2 separate regions of the Homo sapiens genome follow, and region 2 is linked to region 1. Evidence: chromatin loops called from intact Hi-C (ENCODE). Cell type or tissue: PC-3. All regions are shown on one strand.

Region 1 (8,000 bases):
TAACCACTGATGTTAGGCTGATATTAAACTAAATAGAGACAATATTCTCTCATGTAAGCCTAACAACAATGCTTTGAGAGGATACTGGAGCTTAGAGAGGTTAAATAGTGTTCCCAAGGTCACAGAGCCGATACTCTAACAACAATGTTATCTTGGCTCCTTTTTTTTTAATCTTTTACTTGTGTCAGTGACAATACTTACCTCAACAATAACTAACTTGTGTGAAGTATTTACTATGCCCTAGAAATTCAATGAAAACACTTGACAAGGATTTTAGCATTTAATCCTCCCAACAGTTTTATTGTATTGTATTGTATTGTATTGTATTGTATTGTATTGTACTGTATTGTATTGTATTGTATTGTATTGTATTGTATTGTATTGTATTGTATTTTTTGAAACAGGGTCTCACTTTGTCACCCAGGCTGGAGTGCAATGGCACAAACATGGATTACTGCAGCCTCAACCTCCCAGGCTCAACTCATCCTCCTGCATCAGCCCTCTTAAATAGCTGGGACTACAGGCACAAGCCACCATGCCTGGCTAATTTTTTTGCATTTTTTGTAGAGATGGGGATTCATCATGTTGCCCAGGCTGGCCTCAAACTCCTGAGCTCAAGCAATCTGCCAACCTTGGCCTCCCAAAGTGCTAGGATTACAGGCATGAGCCACTGCACCCGGCCAATTGTCCCCATTTTTAAGACAAGGAACCTCAAGCCTAGAGAAGTTGTCACCTGCTCAATGCACACAAGTGACAAGTGGTAGAACCAGGATTTGAATATGAAAAGTCTAACTTCAGAGACTTCACTGTACTTACCACACTTTGGCCTAGGTGACCTCTAAGGACCCTCTTCTCTTACTCACCCCCGGCCATCTATACAAAGATTCCGTGATGTGTTCCTGTACCAAGGTGGCTTATCACACTTCATTTCACATAAGATATACTGCTAAAATTATGGCTTTGAATTATATATTGACTTTATAATATTAGGATATTTAAGTTTAGAAACTTTATATTCAACTTGGTTTAACAAGTTCTTTGGCCTAATCATTGGAAGTAGCTGAGAAGGAAGGGGCAGGTGAACCATCACAGGTTGGCTCAGGACCAAAATGAGGCAGAAAGGTTTATTTTTCAACCCTAAAGGTACAGGAAAAGGGCTGAGTCACCCCACACTCCCTAGCTAGATTCTGGAAAAATCTAGCACCTTTCCATACAGCAGAAGCCTCCTTTGCCAATGGCAGCCTCTGCTTCACCAAGCAGTATTCTATTGGCTCTTCTTTTGGCTCACAGAAGCATAAGCCTGGCTAGATTTCCTTGTTAGTGCTCAGGAAGAATTCCAAACCCCAGATATATTGGGACAAAAAAAAAAGAAAAATATTTCACCTTTCTCTGGCTTTTTTTTTTAACTGAAAGAGGATTGGTAAAGGAAGTAACCATAATTTTTAAAAAAATATTTTAAATAAATCCTGAGCATGGTACTCCCCAAAGTCTCTAAGCTAATGGGTTAGACTAGAAAATGAACACTTGGCCTCTTTTTTTGTACTTTCCCTCTAACTGTCTGATAGGCCCCAATTCCCACAACAACTTTGAACTGCTCTTCAGCCCCACAATTCAGATCTAACAATTCTGATTCTGAATTTTTCTTTAGACCTTCCCTCTCTTTTTCCACATACTAAGTTGGCTCTGATAATGCTATAAAGTAGTAGCATTCCTACTTTGTAATAGGAATGGAAAGGAAATCTGGCCATATTCAGGAGCTCCATGATTATGAACCCATATTACAAAGTAGTAGCATTATCAGAGCCAACTTAGTATGTAGAAGAAGAGAGGGAATTCACTTTAAAACTTAAGTAACAGCCAACTTAAAACAATGCAGTCTCTTTACTTCTTAGCACAGAAAAGTACTTAATGAAGATAGAATGTATCTATCAACTAAGACGCAACTTAGTTGCTGGCAAATACAAAGTAAAGAAAGACTTGGGCCGGTCAGTGGCTCACGCCTGTAATCCCAGCACTTTGGGAGGCCTAGAGGGGCAGATCACGAGGTCAGGAGTTTGAGACCAGCCTGACCAACATGGTGAAACCCCCTGTCTCTACTAAAAATACAAAAATTAGCTGGGTGTGGTGGCACACACCTGTAATCCCAGCTACTCAGGAGGCTGAGGCAGGAGAATTGCTTGAACCCGGGAGGCAGAGGTTGCAGTGAGCCGAGATTGCACCACTGCACTCTAGCCTAGGCGACAGGGCAAGACTCCATCTCAAAAAAAAAAAAAAAAAAGACTCGAAGAAGAAAAACAAGAAAGAGGTAAAGAAAGAAGGGAAACTGTTAATAAATTCTGTCTGTGGTATAATATGTACTTTTATGGTTCTCTTAATATTATCCTTAAACAGCCTCTTTAATCCCCACCAGTGAGCCTAAACTTTTATTTACTAGAGGAGTTTAGAGAGCCCTGAGTTTCTGGTTTTGACAAGTCAGGTATTTTACATTCCTAGTGTAAGATTATCTGGTTCATGTAAGAGAGTTAAGAGGAAATGAAGCTGTATGTTCATCCTAGTTTTTTCTTTCTGTCCTACCCACCCTTGTGCCCAAATACCTTCCTCCTTGGCCCACACTCTAGTCCTGAGTTTACCAACAAAGTCTCAGCATCTCTACCTATGGGAGGGCTGGGGCAGAATGCAAGAACAGGGAATAAATAATGGATGATTAGCTTGGCTGGTGACAGACTGTTGGAGCACTAGCAGAATCTGCAGGAGTTCAGATGCAATTCTGCAGATCTGAAAACATCTTGGGTAAAAGAGAAGGGAAAGGAAATCTGGCCATATGCAGGAGCTCCATGATTATGAACGCATATTCCACAGTTTTCACAGGGCAACCAGAGCTATCCCACACAATTCAAACATGTGTGGTAGTCAAGAGAGTGATTTGAGGAACATGGAAATAGCCATCTGTTCAGAAAGAGGTCTCTATTGCTGGGTCTGAAATGCCCCTTTCACACATCAAACCTTGATGACATCCTAGTTTCAACATTAGGACACCAAAGGAACCACATTATACCATTCAGGTACTCAAATCCAAAGGGAATAGATGGAAAGACTTTAGCGGGAGGGAGTGTTGTCAGCAAGATGGTGGAATAGGAAGATACAGGCCCTCCTTTCCCCACAGGGACACTGAGTTAACAATATACAGGTCAGAATGAACTCTAGAGACAGGTTGAAAAGCTACAGCACCCAGGTCATTGTAAAACCAAGAAGAGATTCTGGCAAAATGGATAGACAATTTTGCAACATCTGGCATGCCCATCTGTGTCCTTTCCTCTACGTGGCATAAACCTGAGCAACTTTGGAGAAACCCCTTACTCCAAGGCTCCACCCTCAGGGATGGAAACAGAAGAATGAGCCATGCATTGAATGTTCTGGCTTATCTGGGGGCTGCCCAAGGGATTAGTTTCTGTCTCACCTAACAGAAATCAGTGCTGACAGGACCAGGTCAAGCATTTGGAAGCCACTAAAAACAGAGGTGAGTAGCAGGTTAGAGTCGCAGTTCCACAGGCAGACACCAGAAGGAGTAAGAGATCAGAAAAGGTTTGAGAGGTCCTAGATCCTCCAGCAGGGTTGATTGGTGAAGGTCTTTCCCTGTATGAAGCCAAAGACTAGGAAAGGTCTTCAAATGGCCAAGTTCTAGCAAAACATTTTAAGACATCCAAAGAAACAGAGAAATTTGGCACAAAGGATCAAATAAAACTCCAGAAATCAATTCTGAAGAAATATGATCTACTAGTTGCCTGAAAAGGAATTTAAAATAACTATCATAAAGATGCTACCAAAAGGATAACAAACACTATCATAAAGATGCTATCTAAAAGATAACAAACACTGGGCCGAGTGAACACTGATAGGCAACTAAATAAAATCAGGGAAATGATGCACGAACAAAATGAGAATATCAACAAGGAGATAGAAATTATAAAAAAAGAACCAAACAAATTCTGTAGCTGAAAAATATAATAACGGTACAAAAAATAGTAGAAGGATCCAACAGCAGACTTGATCAGGCAAAAGAAATAGTCAGCAAACTCAGAGACAGATCATGTAAAGTCACTGAGTCAGAGGAGCAAGAAGAAAAAAAATGAAGAAAAGTGAAGACAGCCCAAGGGATTTACAAAACACTATCAAGTAGCCTAATATATGTATTATTAAAATCTCAGAAAAAGAATGAGAGAAAGGGACAGAGAGCTTATATGAACAAATAATGGCTGAAAACTTCCTAAATCTGAGGAAAAAGAAGAACATACAGACTCAAGAGCTCAATTCAGAACCCTAACCAGAATAAATCCAAAAAGAATCACACCAAAACACATTGTAATCAAACTCTAAAGTCAAAGACAAAGAGAGTAACTTGAAAGCATGAGAAACGCAATTTGTCACATAAAAGGAAACTTCCATAAGATTATCAGTAGATTTCTCAGCAGAAACTACAGGTTAGAAGGGAGTGGCATGATATATTCAAAGTGATGAAAGGAAAAAAATAGTCAACCAAGAATACTGTATCTGGCAAACTGTTCTTCCAAAATTACGAAGAAATTAAGACTTTGAAATAAACAAAAGCTGAGGGAATTTATTACTACTAGACCTTCTCTATAAGAAATACTAAAGGGAGTCCTTCAAGTTGAAATGAAAGGACAGTAGAGAGCAACACAAAGCCATATGAAAATAGAAGGTTCTCTGGTAAGGGTAGTACATAGCCAAATATAGAAACCTATACTGTTATAATTTTTGTGCATAAAATATTAATGACAGAAATATTTTAAAAATAGATCTGTGTTAATGAGTATACAATGTATAAAGAAGTAGTGTATGACATCAGTAATATCTGGGGAGAGTAGAGCTGCAAAGGAGCAGAATTTTGTCTGCAATGAAGTTAAGCTGTTATCAATTTAAAGTAGAAGGCTATCATTTTGAGATGTCTTACATAACTAGAATAGTAACCACAAAAAGCTATAGAATATACACAAAAGAAAATGAGAAGTAAATCCAATCACATTGCTACCAAAAAAAAATGAAATATAAAGGAAGACAATAACAGAGGAAATGAGGAAGAAAAAAGCTATAGGACATACACAAAACAATGAACAAAATGGCAATAGTAAGTCCTTCCCTATAGGTAATTACTTTAACTGTAAATGGATTAAATTCCCCAATCAAGAAACAGAAATTGATTACATCAGTTTTTAAAAATAGGATCCAACTGTTTCCTTTCTACAGGAGACTCACTTTAGATCTAAGGACATGCAGAGATTGAGGGTGAAAGGATGAAAAAAGGTATTCTATGCAAATGATAATCAAAATAGAGCAACAGTGGCTATACTAATATCAGACCAAATAGACTTTAAATCAAAGACTGTTACAAGAGGCAAAGAAGGACATTATGTAATGATAAAATGGTCAATTCACTAAGAAGATATAACTGACAAATATTTATGTACCAAACATCAGAGCTCCTAAACATATGAAGCAAAACTTGGCAGAATTAAAAGGAGAAAGGTCACTTTCATAATGAATAGAACAACCAAATAACATCAATAATGAGTAGAACAACCAAATAACATCAATAACATCAGTAAGAGGACTCGAACAACACTATAGACCAATTGAACATAACAGATATAAGCAGAACACTCCATCCAACAACAGCAGAATATAAATTCTTCTTGCATGCACGTGGAACATTCTCCAGGAGAGACTACAAATTAGGCCACAGAACAAGTTTTAGCAAATTCAATAACATTGATATCACACAAAGAATGTTTTCAGCCAGGCATGGTGGCTCATACCTGTAATCCCAGTACTTTGGGAGGCCGAGGCAGGAGGATTGCTTGAGCCCAGGAGTTTAAAACCAGCCTGGGCAACATGGTGAAACCCTGTCTCTACCAAAAATACAAAACTTAGCTGGGTGTGGTGGTGCATGCCTATAGTCCCTATAGTATATGCCTATACTCAAGAGGCTAAGGCAGGAGGATCACTTGATCCTGGGAGGCAGAGGTTGCAGTGAGCTGAGATCTTGCCACTGCACTCCAGCCTGGGCGACAGAGCAAGACCCTGTCTCAAAAAAAAAAAAAAAAAAAAAAAAAAAGTCGTTCATATGGATAACTGTAAAAAAACCCACAAATGTACAAAATGTACAAATGTGTGGAAATTAAACAACACACTCTTAAACAACCAATGTGCCAAAAAATAAATCATAAGAGGAATTAGAAAATACCTTGAGAAAACTGCAAATGAAAACACAACATACAAAAACTTACAGGATGCAGTGAAAACAGTGCTAAGAGGGAAGTTGTATGGCAGACACATGTGACAGCAATAACTCAAGCATACCCTGAGAATGACCCTATGGTCTAGGAAGAATGTGTGTTCAGAGTTTCAAGCTAAGGAATTCAGGAGTGGCCAACCTGGAAATTCACTCCTTAACTATGAAGAACATCCAAACCCCTGGTCCATCCCTTCGAATGTAGGCTGTACAGGGGATCAAGGCCCTTTGTTTTGAGTTAAATGGATGTTACCAAGTGGAGGTTGTTAAGTGGAGGTTGCTAAATGAAAATGTGGTATAACATACATGATTTACATGGGAGTGTAATGAAAATGTGGTATAACATGCATGATACAAATGGGAGTGGTTTGCCTGTCCAGCTCACTGGTCCTGGACGACTGTGTGCATAAGTCCCCAATAAACCCTATGTCTTGTTCGCTGGCTCTGGTCTCTTCTTCAGCCTCTGTGAATCAATGTGAATCAATGGAATCAATATGGGTCCACCACAACAGAAGTTTATAGCTGTAAATGCGTACATTAAAAAAGAATAAAGATCTCAAATCAACAATCTAACTTTACACTCAGAAACTAGAAAAAGAAGAACTAAACCCAAAGCTATGAGAAGGAACAATAATATGATTAGAGCAGAGGTAAACAAAGTAAAGAATAGAAAAACAATAGGAAAAATCAATACAACTAAGAATGTGTATTTGAAAAGATCAACAAAATGGACAGGCCATTAGCTAGATATACTAAAAAAAAAAAAAAGAGAAGACTCACATAACAAAATTTTTTAAAGGGGGTACATTATAATCAATATGACAGAAATGAAAAGAATTATAAGATAATACTATGAACAATTTTCACCAACAAATTGGATAATCTAGGGAAACAGATAAATTCCTAGAAAGATACAACCTACCAAGACTGAATCAAATACTGAAGAAATAGATAATATGAAAGATCAATAACAAGATGTTGAATTCGTGATCAAAAACCTCTAAACAAAGAAATGTATAGGACCAGAGGGCTTCACTAGAGAATTCTATCAGACATTTAAAGAATTAACACCAATTCTTCTGAAATTCTTCTAAGAAATGGCAGATGGGGAATACTTCCAAGCTCATTCTATAAGGCTATGAGGCTAGCATTACCCCGAGACTAAAGCCAAAAAAAAAAAAAAAAAAGCCACCAGAAAAGAAAACTATAGACCAATATCCTGGAGGAATATTAATGCAAAAATCCTCGAGAGAATACTAGCAAACTGAATTCAGTCAGATGTTAAAAAAAATTACACACCATAGCCCAGTGGGATTTATTTCTGAAATGTAAGAATACTTCAACATATAAAAATCAACCCATGTAATACACCACTTAACAGAAGGAAAGGGGAAAAACACATGATCATCTCAATGCAGAAAAAGCATTTGACAAAATTCAACATACTTTCATGATTAAAAAAAAACTCAACAAACTAAGAATAGAAGGAAACTGCCTCAACAAAACAAAGGTCATTTATGAAAAGCTCACCGCTAAATCATACTCAGTGGTGAAATACTGAAAGCTTTTCCTCTTAGATGAGGAACAAGACAAGGATTTCTACTCTCTCCATTTCTATTCAACATAGATTGGCAATCCTAGCCAAAGCAATTAGGTAAGAAAAAGAAATAAAAGTTATCAAAATTAGAAAGGG
Region 2 (8,000 bases), 330 kb after region 1:
ATTTGTTTAGGTTTGTTTATCACAACACCATTCATTAAGTAACAAATTTTTTCCCTGTAAATTTAGATGCTTTCTTTTTCATGTAGTATACTGTATATACTTATGCTAGTTTCTGAACTTAGTTTTCTGCTTCATCTTTCTGCCTTTTTTCATTTATACCATACTGTTTTTATCATAGTGGCTTTATAATATGTTTAATACTTAGCATTGTGAGTGACTCCAGTATTTTACTTTTTTGATATTATTATTTTTTTGGGGGGCGGGGGTTGGTTGGTTGTTTGTTTTGAGATGGAGTCTTGCTCTGTTGCCCAGACGAGTGCAGTGGTGCGATCTCGGCTCACTGCAACCTCCACCTCCCAGGTTCAAACGGTTCTCCTGCCTCAGCCTCCCAAGTAGCTGGGATTACAGGCATGCACCACCACGCCCAGCTAATTTTTGTATTTTTAGTAGAGACGGGGTTTCATCATGTTGGCCAGGCTGGTGCTGGACTCCCGACCTCAGGTAATCTGCCTGCCTCGGTCTCCTGAAGTGCTAGGATTACAGGTATGAGCCACCACACCTGACCTTTTTTGATATTATTTTGATTATTCTCATGCATATACTTACTTTTGTGAGATATCTTCATGTGTGCTTATCCTCCAGAAAATTTCGTTAGAATTTTGATGACAATTCTATTAAATTGTAGAAACTCAACTTTTAAAATAGGGATATAGATGAGAGATTTCCATTTATTTTCTTATGTTTTTATTTATCATCTCTTTATTCACTTATCTTTTATGTCTTATAACCTTTCACATTTTTTAAATGGTTTCTGTACATTTCCTACGCCTATTCTATTTCTGTTAAGAAATGCATATTCGTACATTGTGGATAAGTGGACAGAATGTAGACTTCACACTCAGTCAGTCAAGGCTTCTTAATTGTAAGACATTGGAGAAGCTACTTAAGCTTTTGAGTTGGCTTTCTTGTCAGAATGATGAGGAAAATAATGGAACTCTCTCATAGGATTATTACAATGAATAAATGAAATAATATATAGAGAGTTCTTAGAATAATTCCTGACACATGGTAACACTTGATAATTGTTCTAATTATTTCTGGATATTATATATATTTGTCATTGCTTCTGAATTGTTTTTTCCATTTTCTTTTACTTTAAAAATTTTTTATTGTGAAATATGTATTCCAAACACTAAGTTAGCAATAATCAAGTGACTACTTCATTACCTACCACACAGCTTAAGAAATAAAACATTATAAAAATACCATATAAGCTTCATGACATTCCTCTCCCATTTCATTCCACTTTTCCCTTCAGGAGTAACCATAATCTTGAATTTTTTGTGAATAACTCCCTTGCTTTTCTTTATTGTTACACACTCTTCGTAGATATTCCTGAATATATTTATTTATTTTTGTCTGCTTTAGGACATCCTAAGAGAATCATACAGTATGCATTTCTCTATGAGAGATTTTTTTTTTGCACAGTATATTATACTTTATTGACTCACGCATGGTGATGTTTGTAGCTAGAGTTTATTCATATTGACCTACATGTAGTCTGCCACTGTAAGAATAGACCATAGTCTATTTATTCATTCTTCTATTTATAGCCATTCAGATTATTTCTAGTGTTTTTTGTCTTGTGGTACATGTGTATATCTAGTTTATGTAAGCTGGTTTATAGGGCATTTTCATGTTCAATTTTATCAGGCAATTCCAAGCTGTGTGCCAAAATGATTTTACCAGTTTATACTCTCACCGGTAGTGTATGAAAGTCCTTATTGTTCACATCTTCATCAACATTTGATATTGGTAAACCTTAAAAATTTTCCATTCACTTAGCTATTGATTTGGGATTTAAAAGAAGAAAATTGGCTGGGCAAGGTGGCTCCTGCCTGTAATCCCAGCACTTTGGGAGGGAGAGATGGGAGGACAGCTTGAAGCCAGGAGTTCCAGATCAGTTTGGGCAACATAGTGAGACCTTGTCTTTACAAAAAATAAAAAATAAAAAAAAATTTTAGCTAGGTATGGTGGTGTGCACCTGTAGTGCCAGATACTTGGGAGGCTGAGGCAGGAGGATCACTTGAGACCAGGAGTTCAAGAGTTCAGTGGGCTTTGATCACACCACTGCACTCCAGCCTGGGTGGCAGAGCAAGACCCTGTCTTGAAAAAATTTGCCATTCATGAAATGTAAAAGGTGTCTCATTGTGACTTTCAGTTAAGCTTTCTGATTACTACTGAGGTTAAACATTTTATTTTTTTATATATGGTCCATTTAGGTTTTTTCTTTTTTCCAATGCTCATTTATGTTTTGTTTCATTTTTCTTTGGAGCTGTCTTTTTCTTAATGATTAATAGGAATTTTTTATTTTTTTATATATTCATGCTATTCCTTTATTAGTTATGTATATATTACAGTCATCTCCCACTTGTGGCTTGTCATTTTGCTTTCCTTAAAGTTTCTTATGATTATCATATACTCTTAAATTTAGAACAATGAAATTTACCACTTTTTAGTAATCAGGTTTTTTGTTTTTTGTGTTTTTTTCTTTCTTTTTTTTTTTTTTTTTTTAATGAATTGGAGTTTCACTTTTGTCGCCCAAGCTGGAGTGCAGTGGCACAGTCTCAGCTCACTGCAACCTCTGCCTCCTGGATTCAAGCTAGTCTTTTGCCTTCCCTCCTCAGTAGCTGGGATTACAGGCATGTGCCACCACACCTGGCTAATTTTGTATTTTTAGTAGAGTTGGGGTCTCACCATGTTGGCCAGGCTGGTCTCAAACTCCTGACCTCAGGTGATCCACCCGCCTCAGCCTCCCAAAGTGCTGGGATTACAGGCGTGATCCACGCGCCTGGCTAGCATTTTTGTGTCTGAATTATTTTCTACACGGAGATCAGAAAGGTATTCTGTATTGTCTTTTTGAAGTTTCATGTTTCTTTTGTTTTCACATTTCAATTCTACCCAAAGCTATTTAAGTCTGTAGTATCAGGTAGGTTCTTAAGGCTTATTTTTTTCTTTATGAATCTCTGATTTACCCAGTATTTGTTAAGTGGACTATCTTTTCCTTAGTAATTTGCAGCAGTCTCTATGGCATAAGCTAAATTTTCATTTCTGGTGGCTTGTTTCTGGGCTCTCTGTTCTGTTCTGTTCTGTTCTGTTGATCTGCTTGCCTGTGCCATTACCATACCATCCTTATCAGCTTTAAAACATGACTCTTGATAGCCAGTGGGTTAAACCTCCTACCATATTCTTTTTTAGGAGAGACTTCGCTATTCTTGGCTCTTTGATTTTTGATGTAAACTTCAGAGTCTGCTAGAGAAAGTCTATAGGAACTTGGTATTTTTATTGGAGCTACACTAAATTTGTAGGTCCCTCTGCTGAGAATTTGCATCTTTACAATATTGAATCTCTCCATTTATTTAGTCTTTTTAAATACCTTTCAGTAATAGTTTTTCATTTTCTCCATTAAAAGGAAATTTATGATTTTATAGTATTTATGCTAGTATAATTTTGTTTTTCCCCCTAAAATGTCGCAGTTTATTTTGTGTCTAGCAATCTTATTAAACCCCCTTATTAATGATGTTCCCTTGTCTATATGATCACAATTATTTCTTACTTTCTAGTCCTTATACTTCTTGTTTAATTTTTTTCACTGGCTATGATATGTAGCACATGGTTAAATTGAAGTATTATTGGTGTACATCCTTGTCTTTTTTCTAATCTTTAATATTTTTAAGTTTCACTAGTAAGTAAGATCTTTGTTGTAGGTTTTTGTTTTTGACATCTCCTTTCCTCACCCTCACACTTGTGAATCTCATGTTCTGTTCTGAGGAAAAGAAATGAATAGGAAAATAAATACTTGTGTATCTAGATCCTATCACTGTGCGTGGTACATTGTGGCTCTCAGTTTGTTGTGTGAATGAATAAATATAGCAGAACTACTTGAGCTTTATGGTTTTCATTGGTCTCTCTTTTATGTGGTACAGCAGGTAAAAAATGGTTCAATCTTTTAGAGAAAGAATCAGTCACTAATTTTTTTTATATTTCTAATGCTTCAGGAAGTAACATTGAATTTTAGGATTTGAATACAAACATTTGAAGAAAGATCATGGTTTCTGTATGTTTCTCATGGCAGTAATGCTTATGATATTGTAAACTACGGATCAATTTAAACTGTATGAAGCTGGATTTTAGGCTGTTTTCTGAGAGAGATTATTTTGTTTAGGAACTTTGTTCCTGTGAATATAGGAACTTCGTTTTTATCCTTATTCTTATGAGCATCATTTTACTCCAGATTTACAAACTTGGTATTGTAATGGTGTTGCAAAGTTTCTGATCAAAGCCTGAGAGCATGAGCAATAAATATGATACTAATAATCAACAAATTAGTTTGTGAAGACTTCTCTGTAATTCAGATTAGATCCCTTCTGCTTTTCTGCCTTTCCCTGTACCTGGTTTGTTTTTTTTCTTAACAGATGGGGAAGTTAAGGCATAAAGGTAGATATTACCTGAATTTGTTGTATTGCTTACTGCAGTAGACCACTTTGCTACTGTGAGAATTATAAACTACTATGCTTTCCAGGTATGTGCTGAAATCTCCATTGCTGCAAACCTGCAAGTCTTGCCAATAAAGAAAACTCTTACTCAGCTATTTTATATGTTTAGCTATATTTAGAACATCTACAGCTTGGCTAAGAGTTTTACTTCTGAATTTATAGAGAAGAAAGAAGTGCAGAAATTTTACTAGAGGGTTTTTTTTTTTAAATGAAAACCCCTGTTCATTTTTTCTCTTCATCATTTTTATTCCTTTGATATCTCCTTTCTTCCCACACATTGTTGTTTGTTGACCATTAGTTCTAAATCATTATTTCTCAACTGGGGGTAATTTTGTCCCCCAGGGCACATGTAGCAATGTCTGGAGCTTTTTTTGGTTGTCACACTGAGGGGCTGCTGCTGACATCTAGTGGGTAAAGGCCAGAGATGCTGCTAGCCATCCTACAATGCAGTCAAAAATTATTTGCCCCCAAAATGTCAATAGTACTGAGTTTTAAAATCCCTGCTCTAAATAATGGTGTTTACTTTCGGTTTTGACCTGGAAAGAGACTAGTGCCTATTTGGTGTAAGGCAGTATGTTTTCTTAGAAAGAATAAGGGCCAAGCGCAGTGGCTCACGCTTGTATTCCCAGCACTTTGGGAGGCCAAGGTGGGAGGATCCCTTGAGGCCAGGGTTTTGAGACCAGCCTGGATAATACAGTGAGACTCTGTCTCTACCAAAAAAATAAATAAATAAATAAAAAATTAGCCGGGTGTGGTGGCATGGGCATGTAGCAGCCCCAGCTACTCAGGAGGCGGAGGTGGGAGGATCACTTGAGCCCAGGAGTTTGAGGCTGCAGTGAGCTATGATTGCACCACTGCACCCCAGCCTGGCTGACAGGGCAAGACCCTGTCTCTTAAAAAAACAAAACAAAACAAAAACACAAAAAAAGCAAGAATGTGGGCTTTAGGGTTTCACAGACCTGGTTTTTGAGCCTTATCTTAGGCCATGCTGGTTATGAGTACGTGTGTTCAAGTGTGTGGGAAATAAAGAAAGAACAGATATGATAACTTATTTGCAGAATGCTGAGGAGGTATTATTTCTGTCCTCCCCTCCCACGTGAACTCCAGGTACCAGTGACTCAGTTTATGTTTCATTCCTCCTCTGAGACGTTAGGCAAGTTTTTTTGCCTTTTGGTTTTCAGTTTTTTCAACAGTAAGAGGAGAATAATAACTGTAAGAGGAGAATCATATCATAAATATTAGGGAAGGTTTCATCAGAAAATGCAAATAAAGCACGTACTGCTATGACTGGATATAATAAGTACTGAGTAAATATTTGTTTTTATTATATTATTATTATTATTATTTTGAGACAGGGTCTTGCTCTGTTGCCCAGGCTGGAGTGCAGTGGTGCAATCATAGCTCACTGCAGCCTTTACCTCCCGGGCTAAATCTGTCTACTAACCTCAGCCTCTTGAGTTGCTGGGAGTACAGGCACATGCCACCACACTTGGGTAATGTTTTTGTAGAGATGGGGTTTTGTCATGTTGCCCAGTCTGGTCTCGAACTCCTGGGCTCAAGTGATCTGCCCATCTTGGCCTCCCGCGTGCTAGGATTACAGGCATGAACCACACACCCAGCCTGTTTTTATGTATTATTAATAATAACTGTATGTTCAGATTGTAATAATTTGGACTTGCTATCAAAAGTGATGTATAAAACTAGGCAAGATTATCCATCAGTTGATGACTGGATAAACAAATGTGGTTTATCCATAGAGTGGAATATTACTTGGCTATAAAAAGGAATGAAATACTGATGCATGCTACGACGTGGATGAACCTTGAAAACATTATGCTAAGTGAAAGAAGCCAGACACAAAACATCACATATGATTCCATTTATATAGAATGTCCAGGACAGGGAAATCTGTAAAGACAGAATGTAAATTAATGGTTGTCTAGGGCTAAGGAGGATGGAAAGGGACGGGTAGTAATGGTTAAAGGGGTTTGTTTTTGAGGTGATAAAAGTGGTCTAAAATTGGCTTTGGTGGTGGTTTCATAATTTAATGAATACGTTAAAAACCATTGAATTATACAGCTTAAAAGGGTGAACTGTACGATATGTGAATCATATTTCAATAAAGTTGACATATGTGTATGTATATGTGTGTGTGTATGTATGTGTGTGTATATATATAGAGAGAGAGAGAGAGACTAGGCAAGATGAGGGCTGTCTCTCCTTTCTGTGTTGTTATTTCTTAATCTGTACTTTGCTCTCCATCTTCTGTTTTCTTTGGATCTCACTTAGAGGATGCATTCTAGTGGAGAAACCATAATATTGCTGAATATTTGAATATTCATTACTAATTTAATGTGGTGATAGTGCCTCTATATACATACTTAAAGTTTTTCCAATTTAGAAAAATTTCTCCTCTGTCCTACATAGCTTATATGAGTTAACACCAGACAGCTTATAAACATGAACATGTTCTACATTTCTCACACATGAGTATTTGTATACTGAATTGGCCATATGTTTACCTGAGTTCCAATATATTTTATTTTTATAAATGGATAGTAAGTTAGAAAGCTAGTTTTCTTTGTTGAACCTTAGTTAGCTACTGTAGTCAATGGCTTAGAGTTAGGAACCTGTTACGCAAACAGGGACATTATAATTATGAGATAATTGATAATAAAAACACACTAGAGTTCAAACTGCTATAATGTTAAATACTTAAATGGAAAATTATATATTGCCTATATCTTTTGATTGCAGCTGTCAGAATACCCAAAAAAGTTTAAGGGAATTTACTACTCACATTACTGAAAAGTCTGCACATGAGGGATGTCTTCAGATGTGTCAGGATGCAACGTTTCAAACTGTCACTTCATGTCCCTGCTTCTCTTCTTCTCGCCAGTCTCTGTTCTTTTCTATTATTTTGGCTTCTTAGAACAGGCTGCCCCTTAATGGTTATAAGATGGCTGCAGCACCTCCAGGCCTTAAGTCTCAACATTAAGAGTAGCAGATATAGAGAAATTTCCTCCCACCAATAAGACACTCCTGGCCTGATTCAAACTAGCCTGGGTTGGGTCCTGTGCTTATTCTAGAGCTAATCTCAATGACCAGAACAATGGGATATGCTGATGACTGGACAGTAGAGCCCACCCCTAAACCTGAGGGTGGGGTCAACATTACCCAAAAACCTATGAGAGTTTGAGATGAGGTGGTTCACCTGAAGAATTTGGGGTTGCTTTTTTTTTTTTTTTTTTTTTTTTTTACATAATCAGGAGGTTGAATTGGATGCCAGATAGCAAGATATATCCTCTGTAATGTCCAACACATATATTGTAACTTTTATCCAGATAATAGCAAAAAAAAAAAAAAAAGATTATATATAGACTATTGACTACTTACTCTGTTTATACCAGGTAGAATTAGTAAAAAACTCTGGGCAAAAAGTAG

The links. Peaks named below come from ENCODE experiments on the same cell type or tissue, not always from the same donor. Only the 100,000 strongest peaks of a DNase experiment are listed, where the experiment ranks them.
Region 2: a loop joins it to region 1, with 3 times the contacts of the local background. A loop is called at or near these places in 4 of 110 quality-filtered maps.

Annotation. Positions count from the first base shown.
Region 1 is chr14:70,618,757-70,626,756 of GRCh38, forward strand. The region is part of intron 2 of TTC9-DT (TTC9 divergent transcript); the gene reads right to left. Among named protein-coding and RNA genes, the nearest start is that of TTC9-DT, 19 kb to the right of the region's middle. RefSeq lists an enhancer at 3,466-3,585. In PC-3, CTCF peaks have their summits at 3,562 and 3,775; a DNase peak (open chromatin) is centred at 3,555.
Region 2 is chr14:70,951,110-70,959,109 of GRCh38, forward strand. The region is part of intron 2 of PCNX1 (pecanex 1); the gene reads left to right. It overlaps LOC105370557 (a long non-coding RNA gene), which reads right to left and starts at 7,443. Exons shown (of 3, transcript XR_944008.3): 1 at 7,357-7,443. In PC-3, a CTCF peak has its summit at 4,975 (motif pointing left); no DNase peak of the experiment used is centred here.